2 separate regions of the Homo sapiens genome follow, and region 1 is linked to region 2. A link is a loop called in an ENCODE intact Hi-C map of the cell type or tissue named here. Cell type or tissue: heart right ventricle. All regions are shown on one strand. Each heading gives the region's core, and the rest is flanking DNA. Links, peaks and the distances in the headings are about the cores only.

What was found. Peaks named below come from ENCODE experiments on the same cell type or tissue, not always from the same donor. Only the 100,000 strongest peaks of a DNase experiment are listed, where the experiment ranks them.
Region 1: a loop joins it to region 2, with 4 times the contacts of the local background. A loop is called at or near these places in 2 of 110 quality-filtered maps.

What each region holds. Positions count from the first base shown.
Region 1 is chr9:82,242,527-82,251,899 of GRCh38, forward strand. The region is part of intron 1 of LOC105376107 (a long non-coding RNA gene); the gene reads left to right. Among named protein-coding and RNA genes, the nearest start is that of SPATA31D1, 260 kb to the left of the region's middle. In heart right ventricle, for the core only: no CTCF peak of the experiment used is centred there; a DNase peak (open chromatin) is centred at 5,033.
Region 2 is chr9:82,300,249-82,309,621 of GRCh38, forward strand. The region is part of intron 4 of LOC105376107 (a long non-coding RNA gene); the gene reads left to right. Among named protein-coding and RNA genes, the nearest start is that of SPATA31D1, 320 kb to the left of the region's middle. In heart right ventricle, for the core only: no CTCF peak of the experiment used is centred there; no DNase peak of the experiment used is centred there.

The DNA of each region.
Region 1 (9,373 bases), core at 3,497-5,996, 58 kb before region 2:
TGTGCTAGGAGATCTGCTGCTGTCTTCAGATCTGGCCAGCAGGAACCTTTAAGTCTGCTGAAGCTGTGCCCACAAACGCCCCTTCCCCTAGGTGCTCTGTCCCAGGGAGATGGGAGTTTTATTTATAAGCCCCTTACTGGGGTTGCTGCCTTTCTTTCAGAGATGCTGTCCTCAGAGGGGAGGAATCTAGACAGGCAGTCTGGCTACAGTGGCTATGCCCAGCTGCAGTGGGCTCCACCCAGTTTGAACTTCCTTGTGGCTTTCTTTACACTGTGAGGGGAAAACCGCCTACTGAAGCCTCCTAATGGTGGATGCCCCTCCCCCCTCATCAAGTTCCAGTGTCCCAGGTTGAATTCAGACTGCTGTGCTGGCAGTGAGAATTTTAAATCAGTGGATCTTAGCTTGCTTGGTTCCATGGGGTTGGGATCTACTGATTTTGACCACTTGGCCCCCTGGCTTCAGCCTCCTTTTCAGGGGAGTGAATGGTTCTCTCTCGCTGGTGTTCCAGACATCACTGGGGTATGAAATAAAAACTCCTTCAGTTATCTTGGTGTCTCACCAAATGGCTGCCCACTTTTGTGCTCAACACCCAGGTCCCTGGTGGTGTAGGCACCTGAGGGAATCTCTTGGTCTGTGGGTTGCAACAACCTTGGGAAAAGCGTAGTATCTGGGCCAGAATGCACCATCCCTCACAACACAGTCCCACATGGCTTCCCTTGGCAGGGAAGGGAGTTCTGCGACCCCTTTTGCTTCTCAGGTGAGGTGACACCCCATCCTGCTTCAGCTCACCTTCTGTGGGCTGCACCCACTGCCTACCGAGTCCCAGTGAGATGAGCCGGGTACCTCAGTTGGAAATGCAGAAATCACCCGCCTTCTGCGTTGATTTCCTTGGGAGCTGCAGACCAGAGCTGTTCCTATTTGGTCATCTTGACAGCCACCAAAGGGTAGGTCTTATTTATTTTTTCTAACTATTTTTTATACCCATTAACCATCACCCAGCCCCAACTCGGTTCCCCCACTCCCTGACTATGCTCCCCAGCCTCTGGTAACAATGCTTCTGCTCTATGTTCATGAGTTTAATTGTATTAATTTATATCTTCCACAAATAAGTGAGAACATGCAATTATTGTCTTTCTGTGCCTGGCTTAATTCACTTAACATAATGACCATCCATCCATGTTGTTGTAGATGACAGGATCTCATTATTTTTTATGGCTGAATAGTACTCCATTATGTATATGTACCATCACTTTCTTTATTTATTCATCTGTTGATGGATACTTAGATTGCTTCCAAATATTGGCTATTGTGAATAGTGCTGGAATAAATATGGGAGTTAAGCTATCTCTTTAATATATGGACGTTCTTTCTTTTAGGTATATACCCGGAGGTAGGACTGCTGGATCATATGGTAGCTCTAGTTTTAGTTTTTTTTGGGGAGCCTCTGAACTGTTCCCCATAGTGTTTGTACTAATTTATATTCCCACTAGTATTGTAGGAGGGTTCTCTTTTTTCCACATCCTCTTCCCCATTTGTTATTGCCTGTCTTTCGGATAAAAGCCATTTTAACTGGGGTGTTTTGATATCTCATTTTATTATGATTTGTGTTTCTCTGATGATCAATGATGTTGAGCCCCTTTTCTTATGCCCGTTTGCCATTTGTAAGTCTTTTTTTGAGAAATGTTGATTCAAATCTTTTGCCCATTTAAAAATAAGATTATTTACAGCATTTCACTTTTATGAAAAATAGTGATGGAATATTCAGATTATTAGATTTTTTTTCCTCTGGAATTGTTTAAGCCCTTTATATATTGTTTATTAATCCCTTGCCAGATGGGTAGTTTGCAAATATTTTCTCCCATTTGATGGATTGTCTCTTCACATCTTTGTTGTTTCCTTTGCTGTGCAGAAGCTCTTTAACTTAATGTGATTCCATTGGTCTATTTTTGCTTTGTTTCCCTGTGCTTGTGGGTATTATTCAAGAAATGTTTGCCCAAACCAATGTCTTTGAAAATTTCCCTAATGTTTTCTTGTAGTAGTCTCATAGTTTGAGGTCTTAGTTTTAAGTCTTTAATCCATATTTTCATTTGTGTTTGTGTGTGGCACTAGATAAGGGTCTAGTTTCATTCATTTGCATATGGATATCCAGTTTTCCCAGCACCATTTATTGGAGAGATTCTCTTTTCTCCAGTGTATGTTCTTGGCACTTTTGTTTAAAAATGCATTTAATGTGTAGGTAAATGGATTTGTTTCTGTGTTCTCTATTATGTTCTATCGGTCTATGTGTCTGTTTTTATGGCAGCATTATGCTGTTTCGGTTACTATAGCTCTGTATTATAATTTAAAATTGGGTAATGTGATTTTTCCAATTTTGGTCTTTTTGCTTAGGATAGCTTTGGCTGTGCTAGATCCTTTTTTTGTTACATACAAATTTTAGGATTGCTTTTTCAGTTCCTGTGAAGAATGTAATTGGTATTTCATAGGGAGTGCATTGAATCCGTAGATTGCTTTGGGTAATATGGACATTTTAATAATATTGTTCTTTCCAATCCATCAACATGGAATATCTTTCCATTTTTTGTGTGTCTTCTTCAATTCCTTATATCAGTGTTTAAAAGTTTTTTTTATAGAGATGTTATACTTAAAGTGAAAGTAAAATTAATTCCTAGGTATTTAATTTTATTTGTGGCTATTGTAAATGAGATTACTTTTTTGATTTCTCTTTCAGATGGTTTGCTATAGGCATATAGATACGCTACCAATTTTTGCATGTTGATTTTGTATTCTGCAACTTTACTGAATTTATCAGTTCTAATAGTTTCTTGGAGGAATCTTTAGGTTTTTCCAATTATAAGATTATATAATCTGCAAACAGGGATAATTTGACATTTTTCATTCCAGTTTGGATGCCTTTTATTTCTTTCTCTTGTCTGATTGCTCTTGCTAGGACTTCCAGCACTGTGTTGAATAACAGTGGTGAAAGTGGGCATCCTTATTTTGTTCCAGATTTTAGAGGAAAGCTTTTCAGTTTTTCTTCATTCAGTGTGATACTAGCTGTGGGTTTCTTATATATGGCTTTTATATGTTGAAGTGTATTTCTTCTATGCCCAGTTTTTTGAGAGATTTTATCATGAAGGGATATTAAGTTTTATCAAATGCCTTTTCAGCATCAATTGAAATGGTCATATGTTTTTTATCATTCATTCTGTTGATAGGATGTATCACATTGATTGATTTGCATATGTTGAACAATCCTTGCATCCTTGGGGTAAATCCTACTTGGTCATGATGAATGATCTTTTTTAATGTATTGTTGAATTAGGTTTGTTAGCATTTTGTTGATGATTTTTGAATCAATATTTATCAGAGATATGTGCCTGTAATTTCCTTTTTTGATGTTTGTCTGGTTTTTGTATCAGGGTAATACTCTCCTTGCAGAATGAGTTTGGAAGTGTTCCCTCCTCCTCCATTTCTTGGAACAGTTTGAGTAGGATTAGTTCTTCTTAAATATTTGGTAGAATTCAGGACTGAAGCCGTCAGGTGCCAGGCTTTTCTTTCCTGGGAAACTTTTTATTACGGCTTTGATATTGTTACTTGTTATTGGTCTAGTCAGGTTTTGGATTTCTTCATTATTCAATCTTGGCAGGGTTGCGTGTGTTCAGGAATTTATCCATTTATTCTGGATTTTCTCGTTTATTTGCATATAGTTGTTCATAGTAGCCACTAATAATCCTTTGAATTTCTGCTGTAACAGTTTTAATGTCTACTTTTTCATCTCTGATTTTATTTATTTGTGTCTTCTTTCTTTTTTTCATAGTCTGGCTAATGTTTTGTCAATTTTGATTAACTTCTCAAAAATCCAACTTTTTGTTTATCATTAATCTTTTGTATTGTTTTTTTATTTTAATTTTATTTATTTCTGCTATGATCTTTACTATTTTTTTCCTACTAATTTTGGGGTTTGGTTTGGTTTTGCTTTTCTAGGTCTTTAAGTTGCATCATTAGGTTGTTCACTTGAAATTCTTTTTTTTCTTATTTAATGTAGGCAATTATAGGTGTAAACTTCCCTTAGTAATGTGTTTGCTGTATCCCATAGGTTTTGGTATGTTGTGTTTTCATTTTCATTTGCTTTACGAAATTTTTCAATTTTCTTTTGAATTTCTTCATTGGCCCCCTGGTTATTTAGAAGCATGTTGCTTAGTTTTCATATATTTGTATAGTTTTCAGAATTCCTCTTGTGATTGAGTTCTAGTTTTATTCCATTGTGGTCAGAGAAGATACTTGATATTTTCTCAAGATTGTTTTTGAATGTTTTGACTTATTTTGTGATGTAACATATCCTTGAGATAGTCCCAGGCAGGTCCAGAGGTACAGTCTGGGAGCTGGGGACTACAGTCTATAACCTGAGAAGTTGATATAGTTTGGATATGTGTCCCTGCCCAAATCTCATGTTGAACTGTAATCCCAATGTTGGAGGTGGGGCCTGATGGGAGGAGATTAGATCATGGGAGTGGATTTCTCATGAATGGTTTAGCAATATCCCTTGGTGCTATTCCTATGATAGTGAGTTCTTGTGAGATCTAGTTGTTTAAAAGTATGTGGCACCTCTTCCCTTGCTCCTGCTTTCGCCATGTGTTGTGCCTGCTCCCACATTACTTTCCCACTGAGTAAAAGCTCTCTGAGAACTCCCAGAAGCCAAGTAATGATGGTGCCATGCTTGTATTGCCTGCAGAACTGTGAACCAATTAAGCCTTTTTTAAAAAAATAAATTGCCCAGTGTCAGATATTTCTTTATAGCAATGCAAGAACAACCTAATACAAAATTCTGCCTTGGGTTCTATTGTACTGTGGCTGAGCTGCCACTCAAACCACAAGATGCAGTTTTTCTCACTCTTCTTTCCCCTTTCCAAAGGCAGAGGAGCCTCACCCATAGCCACTGCCACCACAGGATCATGGGGAGTACTGCCAGGCTTTTGCTAATGTTCCCTTAAGGCCAAGCCCCCTTCAGTCAGCTTGTGATGAATACTTCCTCTTGTGGGACTCACAGTTAAGGGAAGTAGGCTCCCTTGTGGTTTGGGGCAGGTCCAGAAATGCCATCCAAGAGCCAAAGCCTGGAAATGGGGACCCCAGGAGCTCTCTTGGTGCTCTACCCAACTGCGGCCAAGCTGGTAACTAAGGTGTAAGTCAAAGTCCCCTGTAATTTTCAAACTGGTAGGTTTTATTATTTATATAGGCTATATGTTGTTGAAGGCAGCAGCACGGTTAGCAAAAATAAGAGCTGGAGTGGATGTCTTAGTGGTTGAGGAGCATGTTTTGCTTCTTTGTTTTATTATGCCTAACTACTTTCTAACACAGGATTGCCAGGTTAGTATGGCAAGAGGACAGGGGAATCTGATCCCAACCCTCTCAGATGTGTTTTGGCACCTTAAATGGAGAGTTCCTTCTCTTATATCATGTCCCCCATTCTCTATTCCAGAAAGGATACTTACTCTGGTCTCCAGGTGCAGTTATGAAGCCTTTCTAAGTTCCTATTACCACCTACATTTCTTTGATTTGAGTGTCCTTTATCTTCTCCCAAAATCCTTTTTGAAACTTTGCTACCTTTGAACTTATCTGTTTCTTGGAGAGTCCTTCTTTGTCTATTTTCCACAAGCTTTAGAGACCCCACTTCCCCAGAATACTTTAGGGTTTATTCAGTGTTTTTAAGTTAGTAAACAGTAACTACATGTTGTAGGATTATGCATGAACCAAGTGTTCAACAGACGAGAGAACATAAGACCTCATGTGGAAGATCTTATGTGGAAGGCAATTCTCTGTCTTCCTCAATTCCTAACGTGGAAAGCATTCTCTGTCTTCCAAGAACCATGTGCAGTGTAGTCTATAGCTTACCAATATACCTCTGAAAACACATCCAGAAATTCAATCGAAATGCCAAGGCTTCACATCTTGAAAAACCTAAAATTCATTAATAGGCATATTTTACTAATTCTAACTGGTAAACTTTTAGTCTTGTTGCAGACCTTTGCAAATCAGCTATGGAAAACTGGTTTTCCATGTAAAAGCCTGTGCTTGTGTTTACATGCTGAGAAAAATTCAATTTGCCCTCTGAACCTCTTTCAAGAAAACTTCAAATGTGAAACATGTATTCTATGGTTTTTTTGGCTGCATATATTTCCAGACTTATTATTAAGTTTATAAAATTATGTGATCAATAGTCATAAAATTGTTTCTTTGGTTGTCTCTTAAGAAAACTATATTGGCAATCCTTAACTTATTATGAGCATAACACAGTATAATAATAGAATAAAAAAAAGTTGGAATCCAGGATTTTCATAAGCTTGAAACATGATATTTATTAATTTGGTGATTTATGCACTAACCATTTAGCGTGACAATTAGCTTGTTAAATAAAGCTTCACTTGGATTTGGTATTTGGGAACCAAGGGAAAGTAGTTTGTAAGAATCTCAGTCAGGGCCGGGTGTGGTGGCTCACGCCTGTAATCCTAGCACTTTGGGAGGCTGAGGCAAGCAGATCACGAGGTCAGGAGATGGAGACAATCCTGGCTAACATGGTGAAACCCCATCTCTACTAAAAATACAAAAAATTAGCCAGGTGTGGTGGCAGGCGCCTGTAGTCCCAGCTACCCAGGAGGCTGAGGCAGGAGAATGGCATGAACCCAGGAGGTGGAGCTTTCAGTGAGCTGAGATCACGTCACTGCACTCCAGCCTGGGCAACAGAGCAATACTCCAACTCAAAAAAAAAATAAACAAAAAACAAAACAAACAAACAAACAAAAAACAACTCAGTCAGGAAAATCCCTGTAAAAACTAGTTATTTCTATTAGTTTTTCTGTGAATCATCATCATGGAATCTTTTTAATCAAGAAAAATAGAGATTTGTTATTTATTACTCAGTGAATCTGAGATAGTCCCCATAGAAATTCAGAATGTTCAGAGAAACATTGGAATAATCAAATTGCCATTAAGACAGTCTAGAAATTTGGAATTATCTGAACTAACTGTGAAGACAACCACAAATTCACAAATTAACTATTTAGCTCATTCATTTCTTGCTTTGGTTATACTGACAGAGCAAATATGTTTGAGAATGAGTGTTTGGGGGTTTTTGCCCTCTCAGATTACTATTGCGTTTACCTATGGTGGTCCACCCGTCAAACCCAAAATATAATGGTTGAAAACAACAACCATTTCTTTGTTCATTATTCTTTGTGGATGTGCAATTAGGGCTGGGATTTGCTGGGATGGTTTGGCTCTGTACCACCAGATACTGAACTAGGCTCAATGTTGCATTTGAGCCATGGCTGGGGCAACTCAGGGTACTCTCTTCATGTTCTTAATTTCCAGGAGGTTAGCCCAATCTTTTCCACATAATGGTAGAAGAGTTCCCAGTAGGCAGAAAAGGTAAGTGCTAATGCACAACGTTTATTTAGCTTCTGCTTGTATCATGTTTGCTGATATTTCATTGGCCTAGCAGAGTCATCACGGGACAGGACTATACAGGAAATGGCTATAGAAAAGAATTATTCTCCAGAATTTATAGAAAGGAGTAAAAATTGATCACAATTACTAACACAAAACACATTAAACTGCTTTCTCTTTTAGAAGATGAGTATTAGGTCAGATCAGGTGGGCAAACTATGGCCTAGGGAACAAATCTGGCCTGCCACCTGTTTTTGTGAATAAAATGTTATTGAATCACAGCCACACCTATTTATATATTTGCTATAGTTTGGTTGTTTGAACCCCACCCCCACCCCACATGCACTTCTTGTTGAAATTTGATGCCCAGTGTTGGAGATCTAGCCTAATGGGAGGTATTTGGGCCATGGGGGTGGATTCTTACTTGGGGGTGAGTTAGTTGTTACAGAGAGCCTGGCACCTCTCCCCTCTCTCTCTTTCTTCCTCCCACTATGTGATTTCTGCACACACCAGCTCACCTTCTGCCATGAGTAGAAGCAGCCTGAAGCCCCCACCAGATGCAGATGCCCAACCTTACCTTTCCAGCCATCAGAACTATGAATCAAATAAACCTTTTTTCTTTACAAATTACCTAACCACAGGTTTTTTTTATAGCAACAAAAAATGAACAAAGACAGCTTTGTCTATAGCTCTTTTGCTCTATAATGGCAGAGTTGAGTAACTGCTACATAAACTGTATGGCCCACAAAGCCTAAAATATTTACTCTTGAGACCTTTACAGAAAAGGTATGCTGATACTGAATTAGATAATTTACCTTTTATCTGTCTCTAAATGGTAAAGCAAAAAGATTTTAACTGAATACTTTTTAACTGTAATCTAGTTCCAGGGTTAAAATTGAATTGTCTTTTGGGGAATAAAAAGTTAGGATGGGAAATGGAGTATTCCCAGTGTCCCTGAGACAATGATCTTTTTCCCTAGGAAAGAAGATATGTAAGAAGTTACTACTAAGATAGGTTGTATTTGGAGAAAAAGACAGGGAACTAATCATTTCCATGTATGTGTATGTGTGTGTACAGTTTAGATCTTATGGTCCAACACAGCAAGTTAATTCATAAGAAAGTCAATTTTCCACCCACCTTCTCACTTGACAATTTGAAGAGTTTCTGATTTTTACAAACAGCCAGTGAGTGATGGAAACCAGTGGATACTGCCAAATAATCTTATTAGATTATATATTATAAGACTGGAGAGCTGGTACAGAAGGTGACACATGCATATGGGTGCAGGTGTTTGCATATGTAGATTTTCATTGTCTTCTATATTATTAGCTCTAATTGGAGATGTTTCACATGAGAGAAATAATCTTACATGCACATACAACAAGCATAATATGATAATTTAATATAGTATATGCAATATATAATATATTGTAATATATCATTTGGTATAATATATAGAACAGTTTGGTATAACAGATATACACATAGAGAGATGAATAGACATACAGGTAGATAATATTGTAATAACATAATCTTACCAGGCCATGAACATTTCCTCAACTTGTTTTTATTCTTACTACCATCATCACAAATATGCATCTGATGGTAGTCTATGAGAAAAAGGATTCTGATTTTGTAATGCATTATCTTTATATTTTGTTGAAATATTTTGTTGAAGTTTTCTGTTGAATGTCACTTCAAAACTCTGACTCAGTCTAATTTCTATCAAGTTCTGAGTCTCGAGCAACCAAGTTGTTTGACATCATATATATATATAGGTTAGTATTCTATACCAGGTAAATGTCAACATTAGGTCAAGATACTGTTTAACAGTCAAGGATCAACACAAGTCAGAACAGGAGAAAACACATACTTTAAATGTGGCCTTCAATCTATGACTATTTTATTAGTCTTAAAAATTTAATGGTTAACA
Region 2 (9,373 bases), core at 3,410-5,909:
TGATTGTTTTCTGTTTTTATTTTTCATGTATCTTTTGTTCCTTTCTCCTTCTCTTATTGTTTATCATTACAGTTTTGTTGTTTTTCTGTAGTGATAAGCCTTGATTCCTTTCTCTTTCTCCTTTTTGTGTCTCCTTTATGAATGTTTTATCATTTTACGTGCTTTCATCATGGTGGCTATCATCTTTTTGCTTCCAGATGTACCACTCCCTTGAACATTTCTTGTAAGGCAGGTCTAATGGTGTTCGATTTTCTCAGTTTTTGCTTGTCTGGGAAATACTTCATTTCCTTCTCAGTTCTGACAGATCACTTCACTGGGTATAGTATTCTTGACCAACAAATTTATTTTTCTTTCTGTACTTTGAATATATAATCTGATTCTCCTGGCCGGTAAATTTTCTGCTGAGAAATCTATTAGTCCAGTTGGGATTCCCTTATATGTGACTTCATGCTTTTGTTTTTAGAATTCTCTATTTTTCTTTGGCTTTTGACAATTTGGCTATGTTGTGCCTCAGAGAGGATCTTTTTGTGTTGACTCTATTTGGTACATTTGAGCTTTCTGGATATGGATATACATATCTCTTCCATATGGGAAAGACATGGAAAGTTTTCAGCTATTATATAATTAAACATCTAGGTTTTCCACACCTTTTCCCATCTCTTCTCCTTTTCTAATGCCATAATGCAAATATTTATTTGCTTAATGGTGTTCCATAAGTCCTGCAGGATTTCTTCATTCTTTTTCATTTTTACTTTTTAAAAATCTGACTGAATAATTTCAAATGACATGTTTCAAGTTCAGAGATTCTTTCTTCTGCTTTATCTAGCCTGCTATTGATGCTCTTTATTGTATCTTTTATTAATTGATTTCTTCAGCTGCATGATATCCATTTGGTTCTTTTTTATGATTTCCATCTCTTTGTGAAATTTCTCATTTATATTGTAAATTGTTTTCCTGAGCTTTTTCCTTTACATTATAATTTCAAATTTCTTTTCTTGCAATTTGTAGATTTTCTTTTTTTTTTTTTTTTTTTTTTTTTTTTGTTGTTGTCTGCTACTGGAGTGTTATTGTGTTCTTTTGGTGGTGTTTTATTTGTTTTTTTTTTTAATATTTCCCGTGTCTCTCTGTTGATATCTGTTTATATGGTGGAACAATCACCTCTTTCAAATTTTATAGTGGCTTTGGTAGGGGAAGACTTTCACCTGCATTTGGGGCCTTGTATTCTGGTTGAGAAGGGTGTAGTGACTCTGGTTCTGAATAGATGTAGTGGCATAGTCTCTGTGCAGCTTCATCTGTGACCAATTCCAGTGATAATTGTGAGTGCCTCAGTGACCAAGGCTATAGAATTTTGTGACACAGCAGTGGTGGTGTAGTTTGTTAATGTTCTTGATGGCCAAAGGTTTCTATTCTTGTTTTCCCCATAATAGGGAGACTTAGCTTAGGGGATCCCTCTTGGTATTGGGTCTGACACAGCCTACAAGCAGTTGCAGTGCCATTGGGTTCCAGATGCAGGTGCTCAGTGGCTTTGGACCTAGGGTTCTAGGTTCAGGGTCTCGTCAACATATTGTGACACTTGGATCTTGGGGTTACAGGTTCACTTTCTGTGGCAGGGTTGGATGTTGATGTTGATTGCCCACAGATGCAGGATCAGTGACTCTGAAACATCCCTTAAAACTTGGGCCTTGGGGGCTGGGTTTTAGTTGTGATTCCATCCTTGGGGAGCAGGGTACAGCACTGGCTCTTTTTTAGGAAGAAGGGATGCTCTCCAAACCTCCAGGAGGTTTAGGCCCAGGAAGCGGGATATGGCAGCATTTTGGAAACCAAAGCTAATAGGGCAACTCAGGCCTTAGGGGATGAGGCACCATGACTTCAGGATGGTAGGACTTAGCAGTATCTCAGATTATATGAGGCTAGGCGCAGTGGTAGTGAATACCTCAGAATGGCAGAGCACAGAATGGCCGACCAAATGGCTGTCATTTGATCCCTGGGGGTCAGGGAGCAGCACATCAATGACTCAACTCCCCCAGGAGAGGAATATCTGAGCAATTCAGATTCTAGAGGGCTAATTCTGCTCCAGGAAGCAAGGTACTAAAATTATTTGGCCTGTAGGATAGGGTGTCTTAGCTCATCCACTGCTTTTCTTCCCTAGGGTGTAGGGTGATATGTCAGCTCAGCCCAGGGATATGGATTTGTTCAGCTCAGCCAAAGCACTGATTCCCCAGGGGATAATGTGCTACTTTAGCTCAGGCCTGGGGTGTGTGATTGCTCTAGATGGACCAGGCACTGTTTCCTCGGGATGCAGGGTGCTGCTTCAGTTTAGATACTGGGGTACATTACCACTCTGGATGACTTAGGCACTGTTTTTCAGGAAGTAAGGTGCTGCTTCAAATTAGGCACTGGGAAGGCATGACTGCTCTGGGCAACCAATATATAGCTTTCTTAAGGGGCAGGGTACCACTTCCACTCAGGCACAGAAAGATGCAACTCCTCTGGGTGGCCAAAGCACTATTCCTAGGATGCCAAGTGTTGCTTCAGCCCTAGTACAGGAGGGCAGGTGTAGAACTGAGAAGTATATGCAGAGCTGCTCCACCAAAGCACCATTTCCCTAGGAGGCAGTATACAGCTTCAGCTTCAGTCTAATGGGACTGGGCGCAGGGGTGATTGGAAGGAGCTTTCAGAGCTATTCTGAGAAGGCATAGTTTCCTCAGGAGGCAGTGTACAGATTAAGCTCAGGCCCCTAGGGTCAGGACATAGCAGTGACTAGGAAAGGGTTGATGGAACTGCTCTGTCAAGCACCATTTCTCCAGGAGGGAGTGCAAAGTTTCAGCTCCAGTGTGAGGGAGTAGGGCACAGCCACAACTGTGAAGGGTAGGCGGAGTGGTTCTGCCACTGCTTGGCCGCACAGGGAAGGGCGTAACAGCTGCTCCCAGCTCTGCTTGGGGATGTTGAGTCACTGAGTGGGAGTGGTTTGGTGGTGGTTAGTGTCAGGGGAAAGGGTGCTGTGGCCACTTGTCCCCACAATAAGATACTCCAACAGTAGTTCTAGTTCTGTGAAGGTACAGTAAAGTAGCTACATGGGCCACAGGAGCTGGAACATGATGTCAGCTCCTTCTCTCGGGGAAGCACAGCTATATGGAATCCAGGCAGCTCCTTCAACTGGGCTTAGTGCTTGTGAGGACTGCAGGAGTCCCCAGTGGTGAATGACTTTAGGTATTGTTGATGGGGGCTGCTGGAATCTTCTTGTTTGCCTTTTCCCTACAAGGAGAAATTCCTTCTGGTCCCCAGCTGATCCTGGCTGGAGAATGGGAGGTAGAGGCCAGGTATTTCCTTCTGTTCTCTATGTGGCTATCCTAAGTTTCTTTGCTTACCAGCGTTTCTGTTACTTTTTTAGTGTACCTCAACATTCTAGTTATTGTCATCAAAATGTAATTTGTTATTCATTGTTTTGGCTGTCTTTGTGGGGAGGGCATAGGCAATAGGGGCTTCTAGTCCATCATGTTGCTCAATCCACGGTTTGGGTCTTTAATTCATTCCTCCTCTTAAGGGAATAATGAAATATTTAGCTAGATTACATTTACAGAAATGTCTTCCTCTTTGATCTGTTTAGATCTTCTCTTATTTCTTTATCCTTTTCTTACGTTACTTGCTAATTTTCGTCTGTGCTCTGCATTGGGTTCATGTCCTGCATTTGTTTGTTGTTTAGGTATTAAACACTGAATTGTTATAATCTACCTATGTCTTTAGGTGAATATTTCATTTAATACTTTTTAAAAAAATCAAATGTTCAGTGTTTAAACACTGGAAAATGAAGAAAGTTCTAATGCTCAAACAAAAAAAATCTTCCTGCTTTATCAAAAGTCCTTTAACACATTAGTATATGTACTTCACTTTCTATGTATGTACAAATATTTGTGTGTGTGTGGATTAAAAATAGAAATCACATTATTTTGTAGCTTGCTTTCTTTTACTTAGCATATTCCCATATCAATACTCTTTTATAAATAGTATTATTTGTATTGCTTGCATTATGTTTGCTTTTATGAACATGGGCCACAGGAGCTGGAACATGCAACAGTTTGCAATAATAAAGCCATAGTTCTGAGACTTTAATATGTTTACAGTTGTTTTGGTCATTTCTATAGCCTCTGCTATTTTTGTTTCTCTGTATTACTACACAGCCTTTGGTAAAGCTGGAAGCAAAGAGGTTAGCCATCCTCTAATGGACAGAGCATGGTGAACATGTAATGTACATTATAAGATATGCTATCATTCCAAGGTACCCTGGCACGCATCCTTTCTCTTTCACTTGCTCTCACTCTTAGTCTTGCTGTCTCACTTGCTCTCCTACCATAGGGTGGTAGAAGGGCTATATTCCCAGGGTTCCTTTGGAAAAAGTAAAATTTCCTATTTGGGTTTTAGCTTAAGAGTCCCCCCTCTGCAAAACTATTTTAGCTCAAGAATCACAGCAATCTGAAGGTAGCAATTTGGGATTTGATGATTTAACCATTTTACTCAGTCATTTGTATTGTTCTCAGATTTGTAAAACTTGCCTCCTTTGGCTAAAACCTCTCCTTATCAACAGTTGATTATAGCAAATGTACAAGAAGTTTACAAGATTCAAGGGCTTTGGGATGCTGTGGAAGCAGGGTAGTGTAGTGGACAACTGGCCTTACTAGGACCTTTGCAAGCTAATAATTGCCTCTCAGCCTCTATTTTATCATCTGTGAAATGAGGATAATTACAACCAATCATCAGGTTTCTGTGGAGATTAAAGTAAATATATATTTATTGCTAATTTAGCACAGTGTCTTGGACAAAGTATTAATGGTAGCATTATTATGTTGTTCTGGTAAAGTTGCAGATGGAGAGAAGTATACTGATGCCGTGTTGAGGACCACAGACAGATAGGCAAAGCCAGATTGAAAATGATCTCGAGAACTGGTCTTCCATTGTCTTTATTTTCCTATTTTCTCTCATACGTCTTGGGAAAAAAGATCCAGTATTTCTTCTCTCCTGAGATCCAATATGATACTGATGAAAAGAAATTTTAAAAAATCATTATCAACCTGAAAACAGCACTCTGTGAGGCCAACATTTATTGGAGCTTTCCCAGTAAATTAGTATTTCCCTTGACCCACTCCCCATTATCCCCTAACCTTTCACCAGCTTCACTGTTGTTTTGTTATTAACAACAAAGCCTTGTTCACGGATAAAGCAGATATAGGCTTGGTCTTAATTGACTTGTTTAACCTTCACCTAAAGCTATTGCTCTTTGTAACCCAAGGCATTTCTAATATTTGAACAGGAAAAGTTTCAAGTGATATTGTCTTAAAATGGACCCTCTATCACCAATAAGCTAGCTAGCTGGCTAGCATAGAGTAGCATCATAACTAAGCTTATATTCCTGACCAAGGTCACCACATCTAATTAGTCCTGTAACCAATAAAATGTTACAAATGAAGATACTTTAAATATAAATCTAAATAATAATTTCAAATGGTAATGTTTCAAGTTCCATTAAAAGAGCATAAATATACCTTATGCATAGATTATTCAAGTAGCCTTTATGAATGACAAGGCATGCATATAACACATAAGATTACAAACTATGCCATAAATCTAGCCTACCTCAAATTAATATACTTGCTATGAAAAATGTTAACATTTAAGTCACAATTTTAATTTAGTTTCCTTTGGAGGCATTATTTGAATGATCAAAACTAGTTTTAAAAGCTATCAAATAAAGCTTGACCATTTTTTTTAATAAAATACATTTTGCTTTGGCAAGTAGGATTTGGAATCATTTCATTGGCCTTTAAGCTGCACTCAAATTTGATATGTTGATCTGTTTTTTTGGTTTTTTTTTTTTTTTGCCATTGAGATATCTAAATATTTCAAGGGCTCTCCAAGGATTTTCATTGTGAGAATTTGAAGAGCAGCAGACTCTTAAATTCTGGCCCTGCTGTTTATCTTCATTTTCTCTTCTCTCAGCAACTATAAGGGCAGAATGGGAACAAGAAAGAATTCACAGAAAGGTCTCTTAAGCAATAGGGAAGATGGGATTGGAGAAGGGTAGTCATACCTCTTTGCCCTTGAGGTGTGAAGTATTTATTGGCTGATATGTGTGTATGTCTCTGTGTGTGTGTACATACACACTTATACACATATATGCATACACATATATACATGACACATCATGTGATATATGTACGTGTATGTATGTGCATATATATACACATGAGTATGTGTGTGTATACACATGAGTATATGTGTATATGAGTATATGTGTGTATACACATGCATATACTCATGTGTATATGAGTATATGTGTGTATACACATGCACATAAATACACACACACACGATATGTCATGTATATATGTGTATATGTATATATGTGAGTGTATGTGTGTATGTGCATACACACACATATTATATATATAGATCAGCCTCAGAGTTTCAGATCTTTTTAAAGCCCATCTGACAAAGTTGCTGTCTTTTTCAGATTTAATTGTCTTCTGGTTTGGTATTATGCTGCAGAAACTTTATAAGCAGAAGTCACTGAAAAGAAAATAAATTATACGAGATGAGTTAATCCTAATTCTATCATTTATGAATTCTGTAAACTTGAGATTATTAATCTATTTGGGCATTAATGTCCTCATCTATAAAATGGAACTCTTAATACCCATCAACTCTTTAAGATTGGGATGAGGATTACTTGATGTAATGCATAAAAAGTACATAGCACAAAATCTGGTTATGACAGATAAATGCCCAAAAGAAGTAGTTATGGTTATTTTTTTCTATTATTCCTTTCAATATTAATAATACTGTTAAATAAGTTGAATTTATTCAAATATTGACTAAAAGGGACTATTTTATAGGTTAAATATTTACCTATGTTACTCAAGTTTCTTGAAACTATTCGCACAGTGTAATTACTGTTTATAAATATATTTTTAATTTGGGTCCTAATTTGATTTTTTTTCCTAAGCAATTATTCTTGTCCACAGTGATAAAGACGAGCAAACTGAGTGTGGATGTCAGAAAAGAAGCCATTGGAACTGAATCTTTTCAGTTTTTGTCTCTAACTCAACCTTGAAAAACTTCTGGGAAAGGCCAGGAAGGTTTAAAAAAGTAAAAGGGAGACTTTCCGGAAGTTGGCTAAAGAGGGTCTGGAAAGAATTGTAGTCTCACTCTTTCTGATGCTTATTAAAACACAACAAAATCCATATTTCTACTTTGATCTTGACTCAAGAGAATGTTATGAAATTGGCACCAAATTGATTAAGTCAACCCTATATTTGTCCACTTAGGTGTATCTTAAAGGCAGGTAGGAAGGTGGAAGAGGAACGATTAGATGCTGTCTCTTCTGAAAGTGTAATATCAACTAGATATTGGAAAGAAAATACAGCATATGCTGTGGCATTATCAGTCAATGTCCATCTAGTTATAAGAGCCTCAAGAACTTGGTATTCTGTTTGACTTCAAACATGTAAAAGGCTCAAGTCATTCAACTTGGTATAATGTTTTCTGAGGACTTGGTCAGATCATTTTCTTGCCTCAAATATTTAATTCAACCATTTGCCTCAAATATTTAATTCAACCATTTAATTCAACCATTAATGAACTCCGCTCCTTGCCAACTCCAAAGTAGTTTGAACACTCAGTTATCCTTAATCATACGTTGTATGTCGTCTTTGGCCTTCTGCACAGGCAGATGGGAATTTAGGGGGATATTCCATGAAAATACTGCAAGAAGTCTTGACTGTTTCACAATAGGCTGCTTTTTAGAATACTCATGCCCTATGTCAATATAAATATTAGAAGACTTAGAAGAGTTTGTAATCTTTTGGCCTCTAGTTAAATTATTATTTTAACCCTCCCTTTTCCCGAGTATCACTGACAGATCATTTTAGTTCACGTGGTTTATTTTTCTTATTTTCTTAAAGACTTTCCCACTTTATTAGAAAAGCAAGCCAAACAAAACGGTACAAAGCATAACTCAACTCAAAAACAACAATAACAACCAATAATGTATAACCCAGACTCCCTGCTTTATTGGAGTTGTGGCTTTTAATTTCTTATCTTAGAAAAATCTCAGCACTATTGCCTGAGTATAGACTTCTGTAAAAGCTCTAGGCTTACTGTGAGCAGGATTTTTCTTTTAACAAGGAAAGGAGATTACAGGAAAGAATACCAGTTGGAGGAAAGAATAGTTGGAGAAATGTTTTAACCTAATTTGCATATGAATAATTCCCAAGGATGTTATTTAGGTATAAGAGTATTGCAACTTCTCCAAAGTGGAAATGATTCCAAAAAAGGAAGTATAATTTTTATAGAATGTGTTTGAGAGAGTGTAAAATGGGAAGGGAAAGATAAAGAGGCCGATTCCTTTACAAATGTTAGATGCGTGGATAGTAAACACATTAGTAGCATTTCTGTATTTTGTTTTTGTTCAGTCCTACATAGTGCTGTTTTGGAAGCATAGTGTTTTTCTCATGATGCTGTCAGTCTCAGTTCAAACCTTTACATCCCAGATTGCTTGTCTCACATTGGCTATGTATTAAAATTGCTTTATGTCCAACACTCCGTGCAATTTAGAGAGATTTTCATTGTGGAACAAACTTGAAAAAAAAAATATTTCTATGAAAAGCAATTTGCTTTGCTAGGCTTTGCCTGTATTCCCAGTGCAATTACTGTAGATTATATGAGTTTGAAAATGAGCTTTCTTCTTTGCAACCCACTCTCTCCCTCTGTTTGATTCTCTTGTGAAGTCATAATCCTCTGTTTGCGCAGTAAGCCTGTTGCCATGGAGATTAATGTGATGTTACAAATTTACTATTATTTATGACTTCATTGTAGGATGGATCTGAATGAGAAATTAATCTCTGACTTCTTCACCAAATATTTGGTAAGCCGTATGAGAACAGGTGAAAGCATTTCAGTTTTCATTTCTTAATTGGGAGGTGAAAGTTGCTTTCACTGATGAAAAATGCAAATGTTAAGGAAATAATAATTTTTAGAAAATGTTAAATATTTTTGAAGAGGAGCTGAAATGTGAGACATTAGGATAAATTTTATATTCTGTCTTAAAAATATCTACTGAGAGCCACAAGGGTCCTCCACCTTGAGAAACCTGGCTTGTCAGTGTCATTCTCTGAACAAGTTTCTCCTTGGTACCGCCATGTTTACTTTCTTTGCAAAGAAAAGCTAAACAGTGAGCACTCTGGTGCATAAGCCCCTCAACCATTGAGATATTGAATTCTGATCTTTAATAAACCAACATTGATTTACTTCACTGCTTCTGTTTGCTTAGTTAAGCTCCATTGGCATAGGAAAAGGCACACATAATTTAATCAAATTGCTT